Linked DNA regions of Mus musculus: region 1 is linked to region 2. The links are chromatin loops, found by intact Hi-C in ENCODE. Cell type or tissue: left cerebral cortex. All regions are shown on one strand. Links, peaks and the distances in the headings refer to the core of each region. The heading gives the core; the rest is flanking DNA. Region 1 holds the start of Mycbp (MYC binding protein). Region 2 overlaps Macf1 (microtubule-actin crosslinking factor 1).

Region 1 (8,335 bases), core at 175-8,174, 380 kb after region 2:
ATGCAATAACTACACAATGGCAGTTTCAGGTTAATGTTTGACTTGCAAAGAAAGTTTGAAGAAATTATTAGAAAATGAAATAAAGCCAACACTGGGACCCTGAGAAAGGAAAAAGCAATTAAAGCTATGAAGTAAGTTTTGCACAACACTTGAGAGTGGTTCCTGGATAAACAAGTATAGAATACATAAAATTATATATTAGTAAAACTTAAGTCGGAACCCTGGGACTCTCAGGAGAGTCGTTGTGTGCAATGTGCAGAAGCAGAAAGCTAGCGGACCTGCTGAATGGCTAGCTTGATTATTTCTGGCCCTGTCTGGCAGCTTTGCCTGTGTCATTTATCATTAGAACTTCACAGGAAAACGTAAGTAGCTGACCTCGGATCTCTGAACTATAATAAGTCAAAAGTTAAAGTTTAAATAATGATAAGTTTGCAATTGTTATTTTGGCCACAAGCCGGGGGGATAGGGAGAGCTTGAAGCTTTGGGGAACAATTGTAATTCCTGGTTCTCTGTGGGATGTGGCTATTCTTCTGAATTTGATTTGGCAATGATTATACAGTGTTTTTTTTTTTTTTTCTACTTGTTTTTGGAATATCGATAGACTGGGGCAAGAAAAAGGCGAGAGAGCAAGTAAGAAAGAGTTAGGTGTATGTGACGAGTGTGTGTGAGTGTAAGGAGAGTGCACGTTGTGTGTGTGAGTGAAAAAGGAACACATAGAAGTGTGTAGGAGGGGCTGGTGAGATGGCCCAGCAGGGAAGAGCACCCGACTGTTCTTCCGAAGGTCCTGAGTTCAAATCCCAGCAACCACATGGTGGCTCACAACCATCCCTAACAAGATCTGACTCCCTCTTCTGGTGTGTCTGAAGACAGCTACAGTGTACTTACATATAATAAATAAAAACAAAACAAAACACCATGACCAAGGCAATGTATAGGAGGAAGATTAAAAAAAAAAAAAAAGAAGTGTGTAGGAGTGTGGGAGTTCAAGAAAAGGAAAGTGCACAGGAAAAAAGCAGAGTACAAAAGAGAATGCAGTGTGTGTGCAGCCTCAAGCTGTGAATGAGTGAGAGAGAGACAGAGAGAGGAGAGAGTAAGCCTTGAAAAATTGCCTGTCAGTTTGTACCTGAAAAGTAGTCTGTGTCTGTTTATTATGTGCCTTCCAGATATCCCTGCTTCCAGTTGAGAACTCTGACCCCGCTGGACCCTGACAATGACGAAGCTTGACCATTTTAATAGACTTTGAAAGAAAAACCACAGGGCAGGCAAGCTATAATCTGTCAGTAAATGGGGGACAGGAAAAAAGGGAATGCAAAGGAGACTCATCTCATATGGGCTCAACTCAGGAACCTGCCAGAGGCTCCCAGTCCCAGAAAGCATCCACTGACTCAGTGGCTCTGAGTCCTTGTCTGCAGACTTGGCGTTCATGGTTGGTAAAGGGTGATGGGCTTGTTCTACTTGAGACAGAATCTCAGCATGTGACTCTGGCTGGCCTTGAGTTTAGAGATTTGCCTGCTCTGGCTCACGAATGCTAGGATTAAAGGCGCATGTCATTACTCTCAGTAGTGAAGGTTTTCTAATCATTTTATTTAAAAATACTTTGTTTGTTGTGTGCATGTGTGTGCCTGCAGCACATGTAGAGGCCGGAGGCACTTTGCAGGTCCTGGCTCTCCTCTATAGGACAGCTCCAGGGATCCAACAAACATCAGGCTTTATCCACCGAGCCAGCTCATTGGTCTACCCAAAGATGAGGTTTTTTTTTTTTTTTTTTTTTTTTTAAAGAGCTTGGGACAGGAGCTAGAGCTCCAGAGAGGGCCCAAGAGAGGGCTATGGAAAGGTTAGATTGGCTCCAATATAGGAGGAAGTCCCAAGAAAGAAGAAGAAAAAAATCCAGGTTCCTGGGGTGGAGTTGGGAGTTCACACATGGTGAGACCCTGCCTCAAAACAATAACACAACGCCTCCCCATCCCCACTCCATGTAAAATTCCCAAAAAGCTCAACTAAAAAAACTGGATGAGTCTCGAATGCCTTAGAGCAGAGATGGGAGGGAGGAAGGGCATTGCCAACAGGAACAAAGGGAGGCAAGGCAAGCACCACCCACCAGGGGACTCTGCTTTGCACTTTTTCATTCAGTTTGTGGTTGAAGCTGGGTTCATAAGTTCTTTCAACATGAGTTTAAGTTCTGTGGCTTCTCATAACCAAATATGTTTTTTTCTCAAGACCAACAGAAAAGACAGTATTTTCATTATTTGTGCAACATAGAGCCATCGTTTTGCTTTTCTTAGATAGTCTAGAAACTTTGCAGCTAGGGAGCAGTAAGATGACTTGGTGGTAAAGGCACTCGTTGTCAAGCCTGACAACCTTAATGCAATTACTGAGACTAACGGTGGAAGGAGAGCAAGTCCTATGAGTCTTCCGATCTCCAACTGCACCACGGCATGAATACTCTTCCCCAACTCCTGGAAAAAAAAAAATCCACTGGATTTCAAAAAGATAAGGTGGGGGTAGGGCCTTACATTAAAACAAGACTACAATGAATTCTTTGTTTTGGAGACAGGGTTTCTGTGTAGCCCTGACCATCTTGGACCAGAATGGCTTCGAACTCAGGATGGTCTCCACTTTTCTTGCACTGAGATTAAATTCGTGTGCCACCAGCGCCTAGTGAATAGAATGACTTCTATATAGAGAGATCAAAACAAAATCTAGCCAAGTAGCAGGCACAACTACAAATTCATTAAAGGGCCCTCTTCTGCACTTAGAAATCTCCTTAGAGAGACATACACACTTAGTACTACCTATAATTATTTTCAACATAAAAACACGCATAATATATATGGAAAAGAACTTAATGTTAACCACTAAGGGGGTATAAAAAAAAAAAAAAGGAAACTAATGACAAAGGCAGAGAAAAGAACCACTTCAGAGGTCATTGCCCTAATCCAACATTGCTGTAGAGATAAGTTTTCTACCAGCCAGCAGTTATCTGCAAATATCACGGGGCTTAATGATTACAAGCAAGCCCTGAACAAGCCCAAAAGAGATTCTTTATTTAGCTGAGGGTGACCTTGAACTTTTTCCTGGTGCTGGGTATTTTTCTGAGCCAAGAAACACGGCATTGGTCTGTTCCTCACCAAAGACCCAAATGACAAGGAGTGCGCGCCCACTAACACGTGGGGAGATACTACATCAGGAGCCTCTAACTCCTGGCCACACCCATCCAGGGCCCCACAGGTCGTTCGCCTGGCTTTACCTAAACCTCGCCTCTTGCTAGGCAACCGAATCGCCGCGGCAACCGGAACAGGAAGACGCGAGACTGCCCGGAACCGCGGAGGGCGGGCTCACGCAGCCTCTCTAGGCTCCGAGGAGACAGGGATACACAGCGTCCCGGTCGCCATGAAAACAGGCCACACCCCGGTGGCCCCGGCCCGTGCCTGCCCAGTGCGCAGACGCGCGCGCCGTTCCGCGCATGAGCAGTGAGGCTTGGAGCCCGCCTGCCCGTGTCTCCGGCGCCAGCTACGCCGCTGTGGCTGTCACTATGGCCCATTACAAAGTGAGGGGGGCGCGGCGTGGCTCGGGGCGTGCGGGCGGCGCCGGGTGGGAGTTGGGGCGTGTGCAGGGCTTGGGGCCGGCGGCGGGGCGCGCCGTCTTCCTGCTCCGGCCCCGGGCTCCGGTCCCTGACCCGCCGTGTCTCCTCAGGCCGCCGACTCGAAGCGCGAGCAGTTCCGGAGGTACTTGGAGAAGTCGGGGGTGCTGGACACGCTGACGAAAGGTGAGCCGAGGCGGGCGGCTGCAGCCCACGTCCGCGCGCTCTTGGCCAGGTGGGGCCCGCCCCGGGAGCAGCGAGGCCTTGGGGTCCCGTGGGTCGGGCGCACGCCGGCCGCGGGACTTCGCCTCGCCCCGGTGGTCGCTCTCTGCCCCGGACTGAAACTCTTGCAGCTGTTGCAAAGTCTCTCCAACTTCCGTTGCTTTCCCGCGAGCAGCCGCAGTGGACACGTTAGCAAGACCTTGAGATCCCAGTTGCTCCCTGCCGTATAGTGTGCGGGATTTTACAAATTTTTCTTTTGGACAAAGGCAACTAAGAAAATGACTGGATTTGAAAGTGGGTTATTAAATGGCTCTAGTCCCCGAAGCTGGAGATTCATAGACAGTTTGGGCTGTGGCTTTTCAACTCTTTTAGCCTATAGTAATTCCTACTTTGTGTAGATATCATAATTAAAGTGGAATTACAATTTGAAAAGTGCTTCAGAGCACATAAAAACAGCTATATTCTTTACTTTAAAACAATGGAAGCGTAAAGTGTATCCCTTCCTTTCTGGGTGTAAGGCTAGAGAGTATGGTGGTTGGAATCATAGAATAAAGCTAACTGGCCTTAACAGTATATTGAATGCCTTCTACATGGTAAGAACTCAACATTGCTTGGTGTTTTCAAGGGAATAGAATGGAATGGCTGGCAGGGATTGAAAACTTGGTCCTTTTGAGAATAGGAAGTGTCTGGGAAATAATTTGTATCTGCTTTTTAGGGAACAAAAGCTAGGGGAAAATTTGGGAGAACTTAGAAGAAAGCAGGGCTTTTAATTCTCTTACATGGATGAACTGACAAGTTAGAATTACTACTCATTTCCTTATGTCATCGGAAGTCAATGTGAGCAAAAGTATAAGGAACTACTCTGTGAGACCACTGTAGTTTGTGGCATCAGAAGTGTCACAGATGGCTTGGAATTCTGTTAAAAAAAACCCCTCATGTTTCTTTCATGTAATGATTTTACTCCAGCCGTGTGTTCTGGGCACCAAGGGGATACAGCCATGGAAATGTTCTTGCTTTTGGGAGCTTGTAGCTTAGATAGGGACACACACACACTAAAACTAGTGCCAGCTAGTGGTAAATGTCTAACTTAAACCATAGCAAGGATAAAGATGGGACATTTTACATGGAGTGGCAGAGGGAAGACCTTGAACAGTACGGATAAGTATCCTTAATCTGAAATTTTGAAATCTAAATTGCTCTCAGATTTGTAACTTACTGAGTATTGATGTGGAAAGTTCCATACTTGACTGCATAAATTATGTCAGTCAAAATTCAGGAGCCTAGGAATATGTACTTGTTCAAGATCATGTTTATATTATGTGAATAAGGTCTATATGGAATGTAAATTAATTTCATGTTTAGGCTTGGATCTCATCTCCAAAACACTCATTATGTATGAGTAGATAGTTCAACCTCTGGAGATAAACACTGATACACTTTTGGTCCCAAATAATCTGTGTGGTAGGGTCGTGGAATGAAATGGATGCAGGAGGTTGACAGGCAAGAACACTGAAAGGCAGATGGAGTACAATTGTAGATAACTGAATGCAGAGCCAATGTGCAGCCTTCAGGCTGTGTAAGAGAATGGGAACCAAATTTTACAGGATCAAACAGAGATGTTTCATACAAGTTTACATTTTTCTTTCAGCAACATTTCAGAGAGGATTTAAAGTTGTTTCTAACATGAAAACATTGTAAGAAGCCAGGCATGGTGACATGTTTTTAGTGCTCTGGTGAGGGAAAACAGATCTGCATTCACTGCTTGCCTGGAGCATGTATCAAGATCTGTTCCAAAAAAAGTAAACTATAGCTAGGCTAGAGAGATGGCTTAGAGGTAAGATTACTTGATACACAACTATAGGGCTAGAGTTCAGGTACCAGCACTCATAATAAGCCAGACAGGGTCTTGGTGTGTATAATTCTGCTAGCCTAGGTAAAAGGATGGAAGCTGGAGGCTGAGGGAGACCTTGCCTCAAAGGTTTGAGGCATATGCAGAAGACCTAGACATCTTGTTTCATTTCTAATTGCACTTGACAAGCTGAAGTAGGAGGACTGATTGAATCTGAGACCAGCCTTGGCTAAAGAGTAAAACTACATCTTTAAAAAAAAAAAAAAAAAAAAACCAAACCAAACTTAACCAACCAATCATCAACAACAGAACAATAACAACCTTCAAGACAAAAACATCCATGAAGAAGGTGAATGCATAAAATAGCATTTTAGTTATTTTGAGCAGGGTAGCAAACTTTAAAATACCTGGCTTTAAATACCTAGTTGCTAAGAGCCAGCAAGAAGGCTCAGCAGGTGAAGGTGCTTGCTGCCAAGCCAAATGGACCTGAGTTTGTTTGTTTTTTGTTTTTTTGTTTTTTGAGACAGGGTTTCTCTGGATAGCCCTGGCTGTCCTGGAACTCACTTTGTAGACCAGGCTGGCCTCGAACTCAGAAATCCGCCTGCCTCTGCCTCCACGCCTGGCTGGACCTGAGTTTGATTCCCAAAACTCACATGGTAGGAGGGTATAGGTTCCTGAAACGTGTCCTCTGATTTCCACCGCCCCGCCCCCTGCCCCTCTATGTAACTAGTCACAGTAAATTTAGCTTCTAAAGCAAAAGGGAATGAATATGATTTGGTTGCATTCTCTTCAGATAAAAAGCACAATCATCCCATAGCAAAGAACAAAAAACTTAACACTTGGAAGCAGAAGGGAATGGGGATGCAATGATGGACGGAAAAGGCAAGAGCACTAACAGTCACACCCTATGGAAGTTTCCATCCTAGCCGGCCTGGTGGGGCCTGTGTTTAATCCCAGCACTTGGGAGGCAGCATTCTCAGAGGCAGGCAATTTCTGTGAGTTCATGGCCACCCTAGTTCACTTAGTTTCTGGACAGCTAGGGCTGCACAGAGAGATGCTATCTTTAAAAGTAAGTAAAGACTAAGACTCAGTTCAGGTCAGTGGAAGTAAATGGAAGAAACACTTTTAAATGTACAATTTTTTTGTTTAAGCAAAAAGTAGTAAGTGGGGATTTGAGAGAATGTAACATACTAAGAGATGATGGTCAGATAGTTGATATAAATGTACAGATTTCTCAAAAAATTGTGTATTTTTGTGTAAAAGTACCTGTTCACTTGATGTTTTTCATATTGTCTGTACTTTAAATTATTAAAACTCAAAAACTCAAGACATGTAAATTGGTTTACAACAGGATTTCCTAATTTGGACTCTCAAGTTAATGCATATTTAAGTTACAAATTTTACTTTTATCAGATTTTTATAACACCTGTATGGGAGGGACTGAGACAGAAGGATTGCCATGAGTTTGAGGCCAGCCCAGAGTACAATAGTGAATTCTAGGTTAGCTTGGGTTACCTGTCTCAACCACACAGTGGCTCAGGAGATTTTTCAGAGTCCTTAGCACTAGTGCGGAGAGCTTGCCACCTGCACACTGAATCCTAGGAGGATGTGTTTAGTAGACGAGTGAGAGTGTTGACGGGAAGCTAGCGCAGCTTTAAATGTCAGTCTGAGCATGCTGACTGGGAATGCTTTCTGGTTGGTGCCTAGCCTGTCATGCATGAAACTTAATTCTTGAATGTTCCAAATGGAATGCTGTTAATTACTTAAAGTTTCTTAAATTTCTTTAATTAGATTACATTAGACTTTGTTTTTGAGACAGAGCTCCTTGTAGTCCAGGTCTCTAGCTAATTGCTTTTCCAGGATGATCTTGCACTCCTATTCCTCACCTCCTCGGTACTGAGATAACAGGTGTGGCACACCGCAGCCAGCTCTCCTATGCTTCCATGTCCCACTTAAGTCAGTATTGTACACAGCATTCAGGACGGGTCCTGCCACCTCCTTGATTTCAAACTGTTAAAATATGTTTGTAGTCCTTAGCATCAATATTCAAGTAAGTTTTTCTCAGTCTGGCCCTTAGACTACCTTTCCATTCACTATCCACGACATACTTGACACCTTAGTTCCCTTGTGCTTTGAACTTTCCCATTTTTATCTGAAACACAGCTAGGTCTCAGGGCTGCCTCTGATGCTAAGTATTCCTCCAGTCTCATTCTGAAACTTACTAACCACTAGTGTAGTTCAGTATTCTTGTAGTACCTTATCTTTTATAATGGATTGTAAGTTTGTTGCTAGCAAGGACACTGTCTGACTTGTTTACCACTGTATGGACAGTCTTAGCAAGCTGCTCACCATACAATAGGCAGGCAGTATTTACTGAATTTCAGAATATTTCAGCCATCTACGCTGGAGACTTCATTGCTTCTCTTTCTCTTTGGTTTGCAGTGTTGGTAGCCTTATATGAAGAACCAGAGAAGCCCACCAGTGCTCTGGAGTATCCTTTTCATCTCTGAAGTAAAAAAGCCATATTTTTGACATTTTTATTTATTCACATATATAATAAGCTGGATAACTACTGGTGGTGTGTGGTGGGTGACTGTTCCCCTGGCCTTATTTTGTTCTGAGTACATTCTTAACACTGATGTTAGTTTTTTAAAGCATCACTTAGGAGCTGCTACCCCGGAAAA
Region 2 (8,335 bases), core at 257-8,256:
CAGAGTGTGAATTTATCACCAAAGTAGAAATTGGTCCCCTTAAATTTGAGTTTATCCTTAGCCTCGTGTTGGTGTCAAATAGGTAGGTTACCTTTATAGGTTACCCTTATATATCAGGACATCTTTGTAATTAGTATCATTTGTCCACAGCTTAGCCAAAAAACAAACAAACAAGCTAAAAATCCAAATGTTTTGCATCTCTAAGGTTTGTATTTTGTATGCAGCAAAGGCCTGCCAATATGCCAATAAAAATTCAACCGTGAACGGCCTATAGCTACATAGTGTGTTATCCAGAATCTTCCTATAACCTTAGTTTGGTGTCCAGATTTCTGAATTAATATTCACAGCAGTTATTGTTGCCTGACAAGACATGTTAAAGCCCTAAACAAGTTCAATCACAAGATAAACTTTGGAGTTTTGAACTTTCAAGCTGCCCCATCTCATCCACTCACTCTCCCCATTCTCCCTCTCCTCCCCTTCTCCTCTCCCCATTGCCCCTCCTCCACATCCCCTGATCTCCTTTAATCTTAGCACTAGAAGCCAAGGGGGAAGAGCCCTCTCCTTCCATACAAACATTCTGTGAGTGCTATCATTAGATACATCCTCACAGGGAAGCGATTGCATCAGCTCTGCTAAGAACACCACTCTCCAGAGAGAAGAGCAAGCACCCTGAAGTCAGCTGCCATGCTCCCCAAGTCTTCAAGATCCCTCACACTCCCATGTTAATGTTAGAAATTAAGCTAGGCTTCCCTTTACCCTTTGTGCTACATAACAACTTCTTGAAGGGGGCAAACAAGCCAACAGCCCTGACTGAGTATGAGGAATGCCCAGAACTGCACCTTGAAAGACAATCCTACCAGATAACCTCAGCAATTATGCTACATGGACACTCAAAACCTGAGATTTCCCCAGAGCCAACAAGACTTGGTTTTAAGCATCAAGAGACAGACTTGAAATAGATTATGCTTGCCAACCCCTAGCCATCACTAACTCACACTCCCCATATAGGGGTAAGTTTGAAATACTCCAAGATCCTTACTGCTTACCACACTCCACTTCGATATGCCTGAGCGGAAGGAAATCCAAAAAGACAGTTTGATTACCCCAAATACACCATCCACCTCCTCCAGACCCCACGATCAGTATGGCTTGCCTCCAAAGACAGGGTACCATCCTCTTCTGAGAAGGGTGTGGAGGTCTTTTCAGGTTCTGTATCTTCAGGCCGGATCCCATGCAGGCGCAGCCCATCGCTGCCATAGCCAGAGGAGGATGGCAAAATGCTCACAGTGATGCCACTGACAGATAAATCACTCTGAGAAGCAGGCATTATGGGACCCTTGCAGGACACGAGACCTACATGGGTAGGCTCTGTGTGAATAGGGTCTCCTGACTGTTTTGGTATTGATGAAGCAACAGAACACTTAGCAATCCAAGAACCTGTGGGAGGGGCACTTGGAACACTCTTGGTTCTTCCCCCCACACTCCAGCCCTCTGAAGGTTGGTCTTGATCTACTGTTTCAGAGGGGTAATCCGTCCGAGGCAAAGTGCTGCTCCGATGTCGATGTCTGAGCAGAGTGCCTCCCTGCTCCACTGCAGTCTCTCCCTGCAAAGGCAACAGCACAGCCCTGCTGCTGCAGGATGCTGTCCTCGGAAATTCCACCAGTTGGCTCACAGACTTCTCACAGTTCCTTTCTGCTGGGTTATCAAGCAGGTGAGCAATGACTGTCATACCCTCTTCCAGGGAATCCCAGGCCCCTCCAACAACTGATGACTCATTCTCCAACAAAAGGTGAGCAGTCTGGATCTCTGCTTGGAAGCTCTCCTTTACCTGCACAATCATCCCTTGATCGCCCACCCCTGAGTTGGGAGCTGAGTCTCCGGGCAGGAAAATGTCTGATGGGGGGTGCTCTGCCCCTCCCACTCCGGGCTCCTTTGGGAGCCTCGCTGTTAACTTCGTTAGGGTTTCAGTCTCTTCAATGACTCCAGTGCCTTCCAAAGCTTCCTCCCTGTGAGATGCTTCTGGAGTAAGGATTTTCTTCCCTCTCCACTTCCTTTTGAACCGAACCCTCTTCTTAGGAGATATGGGAGCCTTCTCAGGAACAGCTATGGACTCTTTCGGCTCCTTAACACAGCCCAGTGAATTTCCCATTTCTTTCCTCTCTCAATCTCAGAAAATAAAGCAGTTGAATCAGTCCTCGGATCCCAGAGGCATTCCAATGTCGGCTTCATCGGACTCGATGCACATTCAAAAGAACCAAAAACCAAAAAACATGCACTATGCCGGCAATCCCTCCAATCCTTTCTCCCTCCCTCCCCGCCTCTCTCTGTCTCTTCCAGCCGCTCGATTCAGACAGCCATCTTACAGGCTCAGAGCTGCAACAAGACAAATTTCAAAGCATCTCACTGCAGTTCAGAAATCACTTGACCTAAAAGCAGACAGAAACCGGATTGGCTGCCGCTTCCTCTCTCCAAATATGAGGTAATTGGAGCACTGCCCTCAGTAACACAAACAGAACGCAAAAAGGAGCTAGAAACCAGGGAGAGGGAGGAGGAGGGGAGAACGTAAGAGTAAATGGAAAGGGGAGGGGAAAGGAAGAGAGAGAGGTAGCCGGAGAGAGGAGGAGGAGAACAATATCAAAGAGGGGGTGGGGAGAGCAAACCAGCTCAGTGGGTACTAACTAGCAAGGGAAGGGAAGGGCCAGGTAGACAAGACCAGAGAAGCCGCAATGAAAGCTCCCAACCTATGAAATGAAATATGTTTTAATCACTGCTCCAAGACGCCCAAAGGAAAAGAGCAAGCAAGATATACATAATCAAATTTTAACCTAAGAAAGATTAGAGCCCACTCCTTCCATTAAGAAAAGAAACAGGGGTATGAACAATCCAGCCTCCTGTGGCATATATGGCCAGCTCCAAAGAGTAACATCCACTAATTCGGATGGCCAGACACACTGATGAAAAACCTGGAAATTGATTTTGAGTATAGTATGTTAAGCCTCAGGGACAGGTGATCACTTGTCAATACAATATAAAAGTCAGACAACAGTATTTGACATAAGTGTTCAATAGTAATCATCAGTACTGCCTTTGCCACAGTTAGCTATCGTATTTTGAGTACTTGCTATATAACAAGTTCTATGTGAAGATACACACATATATAACATATATATAATGTAACAGGATAATATATATTATTCTGTTATATTCTCACAGCAGCCATGTGTGGCCCAATTTTTAAGTAAAGAAAACTCAGATTTAAGAAAGCTGATTAACTTGTCCAAGTTGAAATAACTGAGGACGGGGAAGACACAAGCCATTTAGACTTCATGTTAACACGACAAAATGGTTGATGTGTGTAATCTCAGCTACTGGGAGGCTAAAAAGGAAGAATTTCAAAGCAAGTCTGAAGCTAGCCTGGACTACTGAGTGAAACCCTGTCTCGAAAATACCCATAGAATAAAAGAGAGACTTTTCATTTCAGCTCCATTAATTACTAGAGGGAGAAAAATCTGCTCTCCACTGCCATAAAACAAGAAGATATTCCCATAGTTCTAAACTAGCAGCTAGACTCTGTAGCCAAGCAACGAAGAAATAACACTTGCTGCTGACTGGGGAGAGCAGCTGAGGGACTGAAACCCAGGTGATTTTCACTCAGACTGATGTAAGTAAGGCTCATAGACCACACCCTGCGCTGCCAGCCAGCAGAATTCCTCCACCAGGTTTCCAGCACACTGCCTAACACATGCAATCGAAGGCTCTCTGAATGGAGTGGGAGAAAAGAGGTATGCATGTTTCTTCTCTGTTGTAGCAGTTTATCTTTCATGTTCCTGCAGTGCCAGGAATCAAATAGAGGGCCTTGTACATGCTAGAGGCATATGCACCACCACTAAGCCACATACACACTGTGTATGTATGTATGTACATGAATGTAATGGGATTTTGCTATGTTGTCCTGGCTATGTAAGCTCAAAAAACATATACCAGCACAGCCCTATCACCTTTCCTGAAGAGTCTTCCCAGAAGGAAAGCAACTAGAGACCCTAAAGCCCCGGCCGGCCGGCTCTTGTGTAGCTACAGTGGGTGCTTCTTCCCTTAGTCTGGCACTAAAGGGCCAGCAAAACTGCAGCGCCATCTTATGGACATCACAGCACACAGCAAGTCAGAGCAAGGGAAACTCAGATCAGTTCACCAGCAAAAAATCATGACATTACAACCAAATTGTTCGTGCGGCCACCAAACCTTCACAAATACAATGAAGAAAGCAGAAATAAGGGTACTATTAAGCTTCATGCAGCAAGGTACACATTTGACTTCCATTAATGAAATATAACCTAATAAAAAAAAATCCCCCAAATAGATCAACCTGGGACAAAAAGAGATAGCTGCTTAATAGTAGAACTATTACTGCAGTGGGTTTCTCTAGGAAGCTTATAGAACTAAGCTTATTCTATTTTTACTTCTGTGAGTCTACTCTTTTCTAAATGTCTATATGTCAGTTGCGTCATTTTCTACTACAGAGAAAAACTGGTCAAGACAGGAACAGAAATTTGAGAAGGGTGGAACTAGGTTCAAATTGCTAAGTGGCTTAACTAATTTACTGAGTGATTCAGATTTCTTACCTATAAGATATGGACACTACCACCCACATAATGGGGTTGAAAGACAAGGCTAATGATATAATGTCTGTAAAGCACTTGGCTCAGTGCCTGATCTATAGTAAATCTCTTTTATTCCCATTTATGCCTGGGGCTAAACATTAGGAGCCATCCCTAGCTCCCACAGGGATCTCAGTACACCTCTTTTCCTTGATTGTATTCTAAGGAAAGTAAATAAACCCCAAGATTTTCTTCTTAGACAGGGATGCTTCCACTCTTTCTGAGTTAACTGACTACAGGACTAACGTGTGCATGGACCCTCACCTGGCATAGCCTATGAACATATGGCTATGCCTTCTCACAAAGCAAACTTTTGGGATCTACTTATTCAAGTCTTTTCCTCTGGCTTTTTTGGTAGTTAACCATTTATTACCCACAGTTTTCCTTGAGAGAAAACCAGAGTTAAAATGCACAGTCATTCATTCACTCTGTGAACATGAATGGCACTTTATCATACCCCAAGAACTAAGCAACCATGAAGCAGGAGGAGGAGGAAGAGGAGGAGAAGGAGGAGGAAGAAGAGGAAGAAGAGGACTTAGAACCAACTGGCACGGTGGTGAGGTAGAGGCAGGAGGATCAGGAGTTCAAGGATAGCCTGGGCCACAAGAGACCTGCTCTGGGAAGGAGGTGGGGACACACAAACTAAAAGTCCTCAACACCTCAAAAAGTGCTTGAGCCAAACCTAGAGAAAAGGCATTCTGTTATTGCTATAAAGATATGTGGCCCGAAGAGACCAACTGGTTACTGTTTCAGTTTCCTCATTTGGACAATGCTTAATAATAATAATTAAAGTAATTAATTTAATTTAATAAGCCATCATAGCCAATTTATCCGTTCAATCTACCTTCACAGCTTTTAGATGACCAAATTCATAGAACATTCATCCACTTAGTGAATATTCATTGACTGCTTATTTTATGACAAGCAAAGACTGTGAAGGCAACAAAGTCCTTGGCTTTGCTAAGCTTACTCCTAGTGCAGGAATCACGTGCAAACAAACAAACGTGCAATATGACAAATAACAATATTACCTAACAAGTATCATAAGTCATAATGGTGTTTCCAGAACAATTTGTAGACAAGCTTTGGGCAAGAAAAAGGAAGGAGGGCTGATGAGACAGTGATTCAGAGATGTGCTGGGCTAGCTATCTGCCTAAACTCAATCACTACAACCCCGCCCACATAAAGGTGGGAGGAGAGAAGCAACTCCATAGAGTTGACCTCTGACTTCCACATTAGGCCTAGAATTCCAGGCCAGCCGGGCGTGGTGGCACACGCTGCCTTTAATCTCAGCACTTGGGAGGCAGAGGCAGGCAGATTTCTGAGTTCAAGGCCAGCCTGGTCTTCAGAGTGAGTCCCAGGACAGCCAGGACTGCACAGAGAAACCCTGTCGCGGGGGTGGGGGGGGGTGGGGGGGGTGGGGGGGGGTGGGGAAGGATTCCAGACCAGGTGTCTAACCCCAAACCTCTTTCTTCAATGGCAAGGTCACAATACACAGATGTTCACTGCAAAAATGGCACTTTATTCACAAGTGAAGGCAACAAAGCCCTTATAGTTAATTAAGGAAGGAAGTGTGGCACAGCTGTGAAGTGTACCATTCACATCACACTCTATACACGCCAAGATGAACAAGCCACACTACTCTTCGCCATCACGACAAACCCCACAAACCTTAGGGCTGGGTTAGGAATAGAGCACAGGCCTTAGCTTGGGAGTAGAGCATGGGCCTTACATGAACAAGGCTGGAGTGGGCACGTTGGAAATATAAAACATACAAATGCTAGCACATAGTTATGATTCCAAATCTGCTGTTAATGCACAAAATTGCATAAGAAATGATATGTGCCAACTTCAAAAGGACATTTACTACAGAGCAGAAAGAGCAAGAAGCAACGTATCTGAAATGTTTTACTTCCTTTAAGAAAAAGAAGAGGAAAACTGCCTCAGAAGAATAAAGAACAAAATATTAACTTCTGTGTCACTGTAAGCGACTATATGTACAAGGACTGCATACACCTCCCAGTCCTTGGAATTTTCATAACTAAAGACATAAAAGAAAAGAATTCCAACTATTCAACACATATTTTAAAAATATATGTCAAAAGTATTTTAGAAACCATAGTCTCAGGCTGGCAAGATGGCTCAGCGGGTAAGAGCACTGACTGCTCTTCCAAAGGCCCCAAAGGTTCAAATCCCAGCAACCACATGGTGGCTCACAACCACCCATAGTGAGATCTGACGCCCTCTTCTGGCGAGTCTGAAGACAGCTACAGTGTACTTAAGTATAATAATAAATAAGTCTTTGGGGGAAAAAAAAAAAGAAACTATAGCCTCTCTATAAAGATATTGGTACTACCATTCTCATCAGTACTAGTAAAGTTTTCATCTGAAGTCAACCTCTATTTTAACAAAATACTTCTTGAGATTAAAACCACTATCTATCATGTACATGTACACAAACATCAGTGTTCTACTTCATCACCACCAAGTGCCAAGATGGCTAGAATGGCCACTTTGCTGATCTCCTAAGGTCTAACAGCTCTACTCTGCGTATGTCTATGGATACAGCTACATAGTTTTATATAGTAACACTATATTACAATGTGTTCCTGCATGCTGTAAGCTTGATGAGAACATCTAATGAGTATATAGACAAGAAAAATCAATCTTCAAAGCTCAAGCCAGACACATCACTAGCATGGAGAAGGGGAAGCAAGCACAAAGTTCCACCCTTAACCAAGAAGCTGTCTGCAACTATACCTGCTAGAGAGGGAAAACACATCAGCTTTCTGGGCATGTACATCACCCACACTGCAGGGCAGGTTCCACGCTCAGGAGCAGTTGGCCAACACAAATGGAATCCTTGTTTGTTATGTGTATGTGAGGTTTTGTTTTGTCTTTTTCATTTGTTTTATTTGTTTGTTCTGAGAGAAACTGAGAGAAAAGGACACGAAGTTTCATGGAGGGAGAAGTAAGGGGAATCTTGGAGAAGCTGGGGGAGGAAAAAATAATACAATCAAAATATACTGTATAAAAAGTCAATAAAGGTTGTTTTGTTTTTTAAAGAGAGATGTGGGCTGGAGAGATGGCTCAGTGGTTTTGAGCACTGACTGCTCTTCCGACGGCCCTGAGTTCAAATCTCAGCACCCACATGGTGGCTCACAACCATCCATAATGAGATCTGACACCCTCTTCTGGTGTGTCTGAAGACAGCTACAGTGTACTTACATATAATAAATAAATAAATCTTTAAGGGGGGGGGGAGCATTATCTCCACAGTGTGAGGCAACTCAGTGGTTAAAGGTGAGTGCTGCTAGGCCAGAAGACCCGGAGCCCATAGGCTAGAAGGAGAGAATGGTCTCCTGAAAGTAGTCCGACCTCCATACACACTGCAGCCTGAGTGTGAATGCACATACATTCACTTTTAAAAGTAGAAGTGAAAAAATTAAGACACATCATTATTTATCATAGTCCCACACCCAAAGTGGGGGGAACCCAAATGCCCATCTACTTATGAAGAAAACAGATAGCACCTACAGCTTGCCCTCTAACGATACACTAAATAGCAGTAAAGCTGATTCATGCTGCAACACAGCTGAAGCTGAACATCATGTTAAATCGAGGAAGCCCAGTGCTGGGGTACATGCTTGCAGGGACACTGGTGGTTTTTTGTATGTATA

The links. A loop is a pair of places that touch in the nucleus more often than their neighbours do. Peaks named below come from ENCODE experiments on the same cell type or tissue, not always from the same donor. Only the 100,000 strongest peaks of a DNase experiment are listed, where the experiment ranks them.
Region 1: a loop joins it to region 2, with 5 times the contacts of the local background. A loop is called at or near these places in 2 of 42 quality-filtered maps.

What each region holds. Positions count from the first base shown.
Region 1 is chr4:123,901,541-123,909,875 of GRCm38, forward strand. Mycbp (MYC binding protein) reads left to right here and starts at 3,473. Exons shown (of 5, transcript NM_019660.3): 1 at 3,473-3,547; 2 at 3,694-3,766; 3 at 8,094-8,142; 4 at 8,297-8,335. The coding sequence starts at 3,533. It also overlaps D130007C19Rik. In left cerebral cortex, for the core only: no CTCF peak of the experiment used is centred there; a DNase peak (open chromatin) is centred at 3,395; H3K4me3 peaks cover 1,847 bases; H3K27ac peaks cover 1,090 bases.
Region 2 is chr4:123,525,311-123,533,645 of GRCm38, forward strand. All of the region lies in intron 5 of Macf1 (microtubule-actin crosslinking factor 1), which reads right to left. Among named protein-coding and RNA genes, the nearest start is that of Gm31156, 23 kb to the right of the region's middle. In left cerebral cortex, for the core only: CTCF peaks have their summits at 1,670, 4,129 (motif pointing left) and 6,907 (motif pointing left); DNase peaks (open chromatin) are centred at 658, 1,014, 1,687, 2,430 and 2 more places; H3K4me3 peaks cover 2,818 bases; H3K27ac peaks cover 1,975 bases.